2 separate regions of the Homo sapiens genome follow, and region 1 is linked to region 2. A link is a contact called in ENCODE Hi-C or POLR2A ChIA-PET data. All regions are on one chromosome and are shown on one strand. Each heading gives the region's core, a stretch centred on a gene start or an enhancer-like site at or near the end of the contact. The rest is flanking DNA. Distances are from core to core; before and after follow the strand shown.

Region 1 (6,054 bases), core at 1,497-3,996, 2.0 Mb before region 2:
TTATAATTTAAATATGTATCTGTATTTCTGTGTATATTTGAATAGATAGAATCACATGAAGACTTTAACATGGTGTTGTACAAGGGCTCCACCAGTTCTGTCTGTTGAAAGTGTTCCTGGTTTTTGTCCTTGTGTAATTGATATTTTTCTTTTCAGATCCTAAGAATATTTCCTTAACATACTCAATGACTTATTTCTAAGAGTTATCTTTTCAAATTGTTTCCTTAAGTAAAACTTGTTTTAGTCATTTTCCAGATTAAAAAAAATTCTGATTATAATTACTATTTACTGTGTTCTAAGAAATTTCACACAAGGATAATAATGCAGTTGTAGCACATCAATTTAAGTATGTGGATTTTTTTTTTTTCATGAATTCTGGCCTTCTCTTTTTTAAAGGATAGATTGTTTATATCGTCACTGAATTTAATATAAATTATAAAATGACTTATAACAATGTTTCTCAAACTATGGCAAAAGATTAATTTTTAAAAAATTTTCAGTATGTTATGAGCCAATACTTTTGTAAAAGAGAGATTACTAGAGAAATATATTAAGTACACATAAAACTGTTAACTTGCTGTAAAAGTTTCTAAATCTTACTCTTAATTTCTATACTTAATTACTTAATCTTATTGAGGACATAGAAAAAATTTACATAGTAGCACACTATGTGAACTGCTGTGAACTGCACTATGAAGAATACTGGTTTTTACTCTGGATAGTCCCCGAGTCACATAGATCTAAAAGGCCCGGTATTCACTTCTACCCCTTCCAACACCAAGTTCTCATTGGACTCAGTTTCTTGCTCCCTTAAGTATTTAACTTTGGGTTTTCAAATAACAAGTTTTGAGCATTAAGAAAAAAGCATTACATTCAGTATCTGAAAAAGCACTAAATTCAGTATCTTTTTTATTTTAAAAAAGCATAAAATATAAATTGATAGATTATTAGTATTATATTTTTATCTCATTTCAAAAGGCAGCATTGTGCTTAATGGCTAAACAGTAGGAGCTTTCCAGTTAAAATGAAGATAAGGATATCTATTAATATTACCATAACTTTTTTTTATTTGAGACAGGGTCTCATTCTGTTACCCATGCCGGAGTGCAGTGGCACAATCTTGGCTCACTGCAAACCTCCACCTCCCAGGCTCAAGTGATCCTCCCACCTCAGCCTTCCAAGTAGCTGGGACCACAGGCGTGTACCACCATGCGTGACTAGTTTTTTGTACTTTTGGTACAGGGTTTCACCATGTTGCCCAGGCTTGTCTCGAGCTCCTGAACTCAACTGATCAGCCTGCCTCGGCCTCCCAAAGTGCCGGGATTACAGGCGTGAGTCGCTGTGCCTGACATCATAACTATTAAGTAATATTTAAATAGTGGTTCTCAGCATGGAGGAATAACAAGCCCCCATATTAGACAAATGAAAGAAATAGGTATAAAAATTAGATAGGATGTAGAATTATTATTTGCGTGACATATTTATATCCCTGGAAAACCTCAACCTATTAAAACTACTATAAACATTAAGGATATATAGTTAATTTGGCTGAGTTGAAAACTAAAATACAGAAATTGCTGCTTTTAAAAGGAGAGTCAAACCATTTACTGTGCTGGCTGACTCCAGGGGTTCTTTCTCAAGTAGCGTAGTATGGTCTCCTCCTGAAAACAGTGTTGATATGCCAATTAGTTGATATCCAAGAATAGGAAAATACTTTTGTTAGCAGGGTTGTAATTCTGATAGCAAAGCTTACAGTTGTTAAAATGGGTTGGGTGAATCTGTCAGCTCTTCAGTAGCATGAGAGGCATCAGGAGACTAGGGTCTCTTTCTTGGAGTGCAGTCTTAATATTGCCAAAGCTGCCAGTCCTAACTTGCCTCTCTCTGGGATGGTGAGAGTTTATGGGACTGCATACATCTGCTAGACTGGACCCAGTTATTTTCCTCAGCAAATCTTCTTTGACTTTATATGTCATTCATGGTGCCTCTTTACAGAATTCTTTGCTTGCGTTTTCTAATGTACAAATAGCAACCTTTTAGAATATAAAATGGAAGACCCTCAAAAGAAATAGCATACATAGGAACAAACTTGAAAGAAATTGGCAGGATATATACATGTATATATACACACACATGTATTATATATATATATATATATATATATGTTTTAAATTTAATAAGATAAATGAACACTTAAATAAGTAGAAAGATACACTATGTTTTTGGATAGGAAAATCCATCATAAAAAGGCCAGTTCTCTGTGAGAATTTTTTACTACAAGTAGACACAAAACTCATACATTTCTCCTTCTTTGTTGATCTTCCCCACTCCCTCTGCAGCCTTGATTTTTGTCAATCATATTGTTTTTTAGTGTTTAACTTAAGTTGTGTATGCATTTTTTAATTTGATTTATCAATTTCAAAATGATCTATTTGAACTGCCAATTATAGAAGTTAAGCAAATAAATCAGACTAATAGCCATCATGGTAAAAAATAATAATAGCTAACACTGAATATTTACCACGTGTCAGGTGCTATTCCAAGCACTTTAAATTTATATATTAACAATTTTAATCATCAACAACTCTGACGTAGGCCCAGACGTAGGTACCAAAACTATCTTCATTTTAAGATAAGGACACAGTTACTTTCGCTTTCTTTCGTGACTTACTAGTTTTGTCACTGCCACATACAACTTCCTTTTGTTATCTTCTGTTTTACTGTACAGCCCTTCTCACATTTAGGGTTAGAAATGTCACTTGATATTGTGAGGAGTTTGCATTTCTCTTTGTGGATTTGTAATGGTTGCTGTGGGAAGAATGAGGAACTGTCATCATGCTGCCATTTTAAGCCTGAAAGTCTGAAGCTCTTTTGAATGTTTTTATCAACAGAATGATATGACAACTGTACGACTACAATGGGGAGATATACTTATGCCATTGCTTAAAAAATACAAACTAAACATCACATGGGGTGATCAAGATCTATTGAATATCGTGTTTTTTCATAATCCAGGTAATTATTTAAATTCCTTTTATTTGCATTAAAAAAATCACAGATAATACTTAGTGAAAAAGGAAAACATGCACTTATCTGATTCTGTCTTATATTAATGATTATTGCTATTTATGTTTAAGACGGAGTAAAACTTTTCTTGAATTTTGCTTTAATTGGAAGAGATCTAAATGCCAGACATTTTTCATTAATTCTTACTTGTAAGAGCTGTATTTTTTAACTGAAAGTTTTGCATAATGTTACATCTGTGGAATTAGGGGTATTTGCTTCATTGTTTGGTCTTTTCTTTATGTAGAAAGCCTTTTTGTTTTTCCGTGTCAATGGAATTATCGACCAGATCATTGTATATATGGAAGCAATTGCCAAGAAGCAGAAGAAGGAGGAATCTTTATTCTTCATGGGAACAGAGGTGTTTACCATGACGATAAGCAACCAGCATTTAGAGCTGTTTATGAAGCACTGAGAAATGTAAGATTTGCCTTTCCTTTTTTTTAACTTTTTGTTTGAAAATACTTTCAAGCTAATGGTTAGTTTACAAAAATAGTACAAAGAATTTTTACACACACTCAGCCTCATCTGTTATTAACATTTTGCCTTATTTGCTTTGTCGTTGGTTTTCTCTCTACATTTTTTTTTCCTGAAAACAATGTAGTTGTTTTTTCAGAAAACTCAACTTAAATTTGATTGTAAGTTGCATACATTAAGTTCTTTTACCCCTAAAAACTTCAGTTTTTTTTTTTAAACTAAGAATAAGGACGCTCTTTTATTAACCACAGTACATATGTCAAGCTAGAAAATTTAATACTGATGGAATACATTAATCTGCCATCCATATGGCTTTACTCTCTTTTGATCTAGAACAGTTTCTCAGTCTTTGTCTTATATGACATTGGCATATTTGGACAATAGAGCCTCTTCACCCCTTTTTTTATTAGAATGTTCTTCATTTTGGCCTGTCTAATGTTTCCTTACGATTAGGTTCAGGATATACATGCCTGCTCAGAATTCTGTATAGGTGGTGATGTGTGCTTCTCAGGCCCTCATAGTCATAGTCCCTTTTGTCTGCCCCTCACTGGTGATGTTGATTTTGATCAGTCAGTCAAAATGTCATTTATTTTCTCCACAGTGTAGTTATTTTTCCTCTTATAAGCAGCCTATGGGAAGAACCTTTTAAAATCATGTAAACATTCTGCTTCTCATTAAAATTTTCCTACAAGATTTAGCATCTATCGTTGGTTCTTGCCCAAAACAATCTTCACCATGTTATTTGCAAATTGATGATTGTTCAACAATAGCACTCCTTCCACATACATCATTTGACACTTGGCATGCGTCTATAAGGAAGATCGCTCCCTTTTGCACATATATTGATGTTTATATAATCAGTATGAACCCTTTGATACTTATGTTCCTCCAATGATTTATAATTCATTTTTCCTTCTAATTATGTTAATGCTAAAGTTGTTCCAGGTATGGCCATTGGGAGCCCCATTGGCTACTTCTTGTGTCCCTTTGACATGTCCTCATCACTTTTTTTGAGTACCTCTTTTATTTTCTGTTCCAACAAAATATTCCAGGTTTATTTTATACTTTCCCTGCCCTACTGTTGAAATTAGTCATCTGTCAAAGGAGCTCTGGTTCCCTTTAGTAGGCTCTGGATATTAGGCATGTTTATTGCTACCAGGGTCTCATTGCTTTTGAGCTTTTTCAGTGGCAGAGCTAGGAAGTATAAGCGTGCACACATGATGTTAATGTGTTCACACCTGATTCTCTAATTCCATGCCATTCTTCCAAGGCTCTTCCTTTCTTCTACTCTATATTATATCTTCTTTCTTCCACAGTTAGAATCCTGACTTCTGTCATCAACACATTTTGTCATTTGCTTAATCTTACAGTCATTTAAAATAATTTCAGAAATGTTCCTTTCATACCATTGTCTCCACCCCCAAACCAGCTTACTAAAAATGGCTTAGGATTTGTTTTCAGTCCTTCCTCTTCCTCTCCCCTGCTCCCAGACAAGGGTGTGTACTCAATACTGTATTCAGAAGTTACTTGGGTTAGTTCTTTTTTTCCGATCTTTCAGTGTGATTATTTTATTTATTTGAAATACAATTGGATTCATTCGTTTCCGTATGCTTTCAGTTTTAGCTTTTTTCCACTATCTTTGTTGATATAATTGCATTTTTTGATAGGGGGATATTAATATACTTCACAAAGTCAGAATAACATAAGGGTTTACTCAGATGTAACCTGTTATCTTAGCCCGTTTATCCTAACTGCCCCCTACCTCTATCGGGTACCAATTTCATTGTTTTCTGGTTTATCCTTCCTGTGTTTTTAATAAGATGAGCAGATGTATGTATGTTCTGTAATTTCCATTTTCTTACACAAAAGGTAGCTTAGTGTATATCTTCATTCATTCTTTGCTTTTTATATTTAAAATATTCTGGAGATATTTTCCTCAGTTTTTTTTTTTAAACTGTATGGTACTTTATGTATGTACCAGAGTTTATTCAGCCATTCTCTATGTTTGGACATTTTGGTAGTTTCCAATAGCTTGAATTATAAATAATGCAGCAATGTACAGTTAGCTGTGTCATATATATATATTTGTATTGTTGGAAGGTGAATCTTCATGGTAAATTCCTAGAAGTGGGATTATTGGATTGAAATTATTACCTGTGTTCCTCCATAGGGATTGTTTGTATTCCTGCCAATGATTTGTGAGACAGTCTGTTCCCCACATCCTCGTCAACAGAGTATAGTATCAAGCTTTTAAAATTTTGTCATTCTGATGGGTGAGAAATGGTATCTTAGTGTAGTTTTAATTTGCATTTCTCTTACGAGTGAAGTTTAATCTTTTTATATATTTATGAAATATTTTTATATCTTTTTGGGGGTGAATTTTCTTTTAAATATTTCTCCTATTCTTCTATAGTTTTTTAAAAATAACTAATGAAACATAATTTATATACCACAAAGTTCACCCATTTCAAATATATAATTCAGTAGCTTTTAGCATGTTTGCAGAATTGTACAACC
Region 2 (6,174 bases), core at 2,957-5,456:
GTCTCTCTGTTGCCCAGGCTGTAGTGCAGTGGTGCAATCTTGACTCACTGCAACCTCTGCCTCCTGGGTTCAAATGATTCTCCTACCTCAGTCTCCCAAGTAGCTGGGATTACAGGGATGCGCCACCACACCCAGCTAATTTTTATATTTTTAGTAGAGATGGGGTTTCACAATGTTGGCCAGGCTGGTCTTGAACTCCTCACCTCAGATGATCCACTTACCTCGGTCTCCCAAAGTGCTGGTATTACAAGCATGAGCCACTGCATCTGGTCTTTCATTGACTTTCTATAATAAAATTCAAAGATTTTCCATGAGTTTTCATTCTCTTTGATCTCTGTGTAATATAATTGATTCTCTTAGCCAGTTCTTCCTTCTTGAAATGGTTTACTTGGCTTTTATGCCATGTTAACTTACTAATTACTTATGGCAACTCAAATATATTGGTTTTATTGCCAGCATTTATTCGCCTGACTTCTGGCAAAATAGCACATCACATTTCTTATGGGAAAACCTCCTATAGTCTAAGCCCATGTAATTTACCTTCACTCACAGCTCATGATGTGGGTGTTGATTGGCCCCAGCCTGATCACCAAACTGTAATCTCCCAGCTGCAGTAACTGGGGCAGGAATGGTACCACAACTGACAAATCCAATTACATACAATATAAGTTTGCTAGGGCTTTGGAGAAAGAGGCTCTTTTTCTGTCCTTTCAGACATGAGTGGAAAAGGATATTATATTAGGCTGTTCTTGCTATAAAGAAATATCTGAGACTGGATATTTTATAAGAAAAGAGGTTTAATTGGCTCACAGTTCTGCAGGCTGTACAGAAAGCACAGCACTGGCATCTGTTTCTGGAAAGATCTCAGGAAGCTTACAATCATGGCGGAAGGCAAAGGGGGAGCAGGCACATCACACGGTGAAAGCAAAGGACCAGATCTCCTGTGAACTCAAAAGGAGCTCATTTATCGCCAAGGAGATGACCCAAGCCATTCATTTGGGATCCACCCCCAGGATCTAAACTAGTCTTGTCAGGCCTCAACTTCAACACGGGGGATTACATCTCAACATGCGATTTTGATGGGGACAAATATCCAAACTATCTCAGGTATAGGGCTTGGAGTTTGCTACAGCCCTTTGAGCACCACATAAAATTTAAGAATGGAGCCTAAGGAGTAGGAAGCAGAGTGGAGAAATGGACGTCTGTGTGACATCCTGGTGTTTTTAGTCCTTTATCCAACTGCACTTGACGCCAACTTATTAGAGAGTTTTCAGAGACAATAGACAATAAGTACTCCCTCTTTCCCATTATTTTGGCTTAAACCAGTTTGATCTCGATTCTCTATCTCTTGCATCCAAAACAATTCAAAAACAAACAAATAAAACAACAATATATATATATGTATTTTACCATGTACATACATATGCATATAAATTCATAGAGAAAGTTCTGGAAAGATATATTTCAAAGTGGTAGAGGTGGTTATCTCTGGCCAAAGGGGTCTGTTATGGTGGGAAAGACGATTGAGAAGGGGCTTTTCGCCTTTCTTTATTGTTAGACTGCTTTGGAACATGTTACTGGAGGTTGTAAAGCAAATATCCTCAAAGCTGGAACTATAGAACTCACTGCAAACCAATAATGACTCTTGTAATTAAATTTGCCCTGCAATAGCAATTAATTATATTTCAAAAATACCCTTTAACACTCTCGTCAATGAGTAGTTGCTGCACCATTATCTGCTCTTCAAATGAGAGAAAAAAAAAAAAAGCAAAGCACAAGCTAATCTTGTGGTTTGTGGAAAGTTTTACGGTAAAACAATGGTGGTGTTGACATTCATCTCTTTTGATTCTCAGCCCATGGGTTTTCCAGTTCATCATAAACCGCAGCTGGGGCCGACTTTGGGGAACTCCATATTAGACTCACGCGCTGATGCTAAGTTGAACTGGACTCCCTCTCAAGGCTGAGACGAATTCTGTTTAACTCTCCGAAGCTTTTTTTTTTTTTTTGAGATGGAATCTCGCTCTGTCGCCCAGGCTGGATTGCAGTGGCACGATCTCGGCTCACTGCAACCTCCGCCTCCTGGGTTCAAGCAATACTCTGCCTCAGCCTCCCGAGTTGCTGGGATTACAGACGCGTGCCGCCATGCCCGGCTAACTTTTGTATTTTTAGTAGAGACAGGGTTTCACCACGTTGGCCAGGCTGGTCTTGAACTCCTGACCCCGTAATCCACCCGCCTCAGCCTCCCAAAGTGCTGTGATTACAGGCGTGAGCCACCGCGCCCGGCCTCCGATGCCTTTTTTTTCACGTCACATTTCTTTTAAAATGTAACCTGACCGCAGATACATAACTGTCCTAATACGGAACAGAATTTTTAAAGTAGTTTCTTGTTCTATGACCCCAAAGCTGAATTTCAAGCAAGGAATGCTCAGGAACCAAGATGTTCACTGCACCAGCTGAGACAAAAAGTAGTTTATTTTCATCTCAGCAAGAGGGAACTGTCAAAGAACCAGATGCTTCTCATCTGCGGAGCCCTTCTCTTCAGAAGCCGTGGGAATTGGCTCACCACCAGGGGGCGCAGTTTTACTATACCGTAGCATGCCGCGGAAAAGGCGCGCTCTCACCTGCAATATTGTCCGAGGTCTGAATATTAAAGAGTTCATTGCTGCAGATCTAAAGGCTCTCTCTGTTTAACTGATGCCTGGGAATGACGGTAGAGCCTTGCTTTAAAGCCAGACGATAACATTTAAATAGTTAAGCCGTCTGGCTTCATTAGTTTATTTTTCCTTGTTGCTGGCAAGGAAAGTACTATATTGTAGAGATAATCGTGACTGATAATCAAAACGAAAGCAGTTTTGACAAATTCTAATATAAGTTTTTACTGAAACAGGAATGACAAAATCCTTTTGTCTGAAAGGAAAAAAGTTATAGCTGCATGAAAAATAGGCCCCAGGCTAAGAAAGCTTTTGCTCAAATAAGGGAAATAAAAGAGCAGTGGAATTGTAGGAATAGAATCATATGATGCTTGACTTTTTGCCCTCAGCCTGAAGAATGAAAGCAAATTAGAGGCACAAAACATCTTTAGCAGTCCCAGCTGCTAGGAAGGCTGAGGCAGGAGAATCGCTTGAACCTGGGAGGCGGAGGCTGCAGTGTGCCGAGATAGCGCCACTGCACTCCAGCCTGGGCGACAGAGCGAGAATCTGTCTCAAAAACAAAACAAAACAAAACAAACTATCTTTAGCCCCTGATGCGCAACTGTATATTTTAAAAACATTTAAATTAAAGGGGGAAACAAACCCCAAATGAACCAACAACTGTTAATTCACTCAACAGTTTAAAAAATTGGTTGCAAATAACGTTATCTTTGCTTTGTTTCAAGTAAATGAGGCTGTTAAAACAGTGCCTCATGGAGGGCAACAGTGGGGATTCTCAGGAGAGAAGCTATCCTACCTTTTGGTTAGCATGTTGGGGCGGGGAAATGGAGACTGCCTGCCGAATCACAAATCAGGGTCTTGAGTTTTCTTTCTATTTCTGGGAATTACCCGTTACATGAGTGGAATGCATATATGTGAATTTTCTTTTACAGGTCGGGGATCCATGGAAGGAGGGTTTGGGATTCACCACAGAGATATGTTCTCTGTCCTCAAAGAATCAAATGTACCATTCCTTTAAAATAAGCATAAATTGAGGAGGGACTGGCGATGAGAGTGGAAACTAGCTATAGAAATGGGAGCATGCAGCCCTGAATTGCTCCAGAACAAACACATTTAATGCCAGGGAAGTAGACCACGCTGGGTAATGTCACAATACTATAAAAGGAAGGGTACTTGCTAGGTCCTATTCTAGGATATTTTTTCCAGCCCTCTCTCTAGGCTGCTGGAAGGACAGTGAGGCTGGTTTAGGTGCTCTCTCCCTCCTCTCCAAACACGGCAAACATTCTGGGTGGCTTCCCGTCTGGAAGCCTGTTGCCTGATGGCATCGCCACATTGGCTTGCTCCACCGCTGCAGCTCGGAAGGCAGGGTTAATTCCATACGGTTGCCAGAGCCCTAAATGAGGGAGCCTAGGTCAGAGGTCGCACCCACCGGGAGGGCGGGGTTTAGGGGTCCGGGGCGGGCTGAGCCTGGCCCCGCCCAAGGAGGGGGCGGGACGTTTCCCGGGCCCCGCCCCGCCGGCCCGGGGTTGCACGTGACCCGCGGTCCCGCCTCCCGCCCGCTCCGCAGCGCCAGCTCGGCAGGCGCGGGGCGTGAGTGTGGAGTGAGACCCGCCGGGCTCCAACTCCGCAGCGTCGGAGCGCGGCGGGCAGCAACTTTCTCCCCGGAGCGGCCGTGGCGGCGGCTGCTGCCGTGGCAGCCGGAGCGGAAGCCGGGAGGAAGAAAGCGGCGGCAGCGGCGGTTGCTCCCGCCGGCTCGGGCTGTCTAGCTCGCCGAGACTGCCGGCCCGCGGAGCCGCGTCCCCCCGGGCAGCCCCGGGCCCCTGCCCTATGTCCCGCAAGGCAAGCGAGAATGTGGAGTACACGCTGCGGAGCCTGAGCAGCCTGATGGGCGAGCGGCGCAGGAAGCAGCCGGAGCCGGACGCGGCGAGCGCGGCCGGGGAGTGCAGCCTCCTGGCTGCCGCCGAATCGAGCACCAGCCTGCAGAGCGCGGGCGCGGGCGGCGGCGGCGTCGGGGACCTGGAGCGCGCGGCGCGGCGGCAGTTCCAGCAGGACGAGACCCCCGCCTTCGTGTACGTGGTGGCCGTCTTCTCCGCGCTGGGCGGCTTCCTGTTTGGCTATGACACCGGGGTGGTGTCAGGGGCCATGCTGCTGCTCAAGCGGCAGCTCAGTCTGGACGCGCTGTGGCAGGAGCTGCTGGTGTCCAGCACGGTGGGGGCGGCTGCCGTCTCGGCGCTGGCCGGAGGCGCCCTCAACGGCGTCTTCGGCCGCCGCGCTGCCATCCTCCTGGCCAGTGCCCTCTTCACCGCCGGCTCCGCGGTGCTGGCTGCGGCCAACAACAAGGAGACACTGCTCGCCGGCCGCCTGGTCGTGGGACTCGGCATCGGTGAGTTCGGGCTCCGTGAAGGGCGCCCGGGATCCCATTGTCACCGCCCTTGACCCTGGGTGTTGCGTGCCTCTTGCCCATCGGGGTCCCCGTCTGGTCTCCCAGGGTCAGAGAATCCTCCACTTCTCTGGCCTCCAGAGCCCATCTGTTTGTTGGTCCAGCCTCCAAGGCTCTCCCGGGAGGTGGGAGGGTCGGGGGGGAGGGGGTGTCACTCTAGTCTCCCTCGAGCGCACGTGGAATCTTTGATAGGCCACGGACCAGTCAGTCCAAGTGGTTGTTGCCTCTCAGCACTTCCAGAAACCTAGCTGAGCACCAGCTCTTTCCTTGATCCAGCCTAACCTGATGCTGCTTCTTGAGCTTACGAGGGTCTCTGCTTTCCTGCACTGTCCCACCTTGCCTCTCCACTGCTAGCCCCTTTCGTTTTCTGGGGCTCCCAGCCTGGAACCTAGACCATCGTCAAGTTACAGTGAGATAATATTTAGAGTTAAGTAATTCTGGACTCTGAAAGGTTTATTAGCGACCCCTGCCCTCTTTGCTTATCTAGCATTTGTCTTTAGATGGCATCTCCTTTTGCTTTTATGCTTTTTCTATTGCCTTTCAGCTTTCATTCTTTTCCCAAGTAAATTCCATTCTCCTCTGTTTTTCCAACTTTTTCATTTGAATCCTTTTTTATCCATTCTCCTCTTTGTTTTTCCTCTCCTGCTTTCCAGTTGGGAACCAAATTATCTATTAAAGGTCATATTCACTTCCTTAATTCATTTAGGAGCTACTCCCCCTGTGGATAAATGCCCCGCAAGATAAATGTTTGGAATTTACTTCAAAAATGAAGGCATTAAGGTTCTCCTGGCGTTGAATTTTTTTCACCCTGGTTGCTGAGCAGGGGAGGTACAATTGGCAAGTTTTTGGCAGAGGGAAGCTATTTGGAATGTGCTCTGTATTATTAGAAAGCACTTTTGAGGGAAAGTGGGGGGCTGTGACTTAAATCTCACTAGTAATTTTTCTAAGACACACCGCTGATGCTTTTTTAATGTTTCGTTTCATAATTCAGTTTTTTGTTTCCCTTAGGGTGCTGTTGAAGTATTTCTTCCCTATGGCTGGGGCTTGATGAAAGCGCTTTAAACCTGGGGCTGCTGCTGATCT

Evidence for each region. Hi-C counts contacts between places; a loop is a spot of excess contacts on that map. ChIA-PET counts read pairs that join two places held with the same protein, here RNA polymerase II (POLR2A). Pooled maps may share reads with other maps.
Region 1: a loop to region 2 is called in a map of naive thymus-derived CD4-positive, alpha-beta T cell, with 4 times the contacts of the local background. The contact joins the enhancer-like site here to the promoter of SLC2A13 in region 2. A Hi-C loop is called at or near these places in 1 of 168 maps with a recorded cell type or tissue (naive thymus-derived CD4-positive, alpha-beta T cell) and 4 of 50 pooled maps. POLR2A ChIA-PET finds 5 or more read pairs at or near these places in 1 of 52 experiments (WTC11).

The regions. Positions count from the first base shown.
Region 1 is chr12:42,094,868-42,100,921 of GRCh38, reverse strand. GXYLT1 (glucoside xylosyltransferase 1) reads left to right here. Exons shown (of 8, transcript NM_173601.2): 6 at 2,889-3,012; 7 at 3,308-3,480. Among named protein-coding and RNA genes, the nearest start is that of GXYLT1, 47 kb to the left of the region's middle. Within about 2 kb of position 2,746, at least 7 of the 41 ENCODE cell types and tissues checked have a DNase peak (open chromatin) inside an H3K27ac peak, as active enhancers do.
Region 2 is chr12:40,104,113-40,110,286 of GRCh38, reverse strand. SLC2A13 (solute carrier family 2 member 13) reads left to right here and starts at 4,206. Exons shown (of 10, transcript NM_052885.4): 1 at 4,206-5,034. The coding sequence starts at 4,479. RefSeq lists silencers at 2,542-2,671, 4,053-4,302, 4,323-4,582, 4,603-4,672, 4,683-4,772 and an enhancer at 2,883-3,052.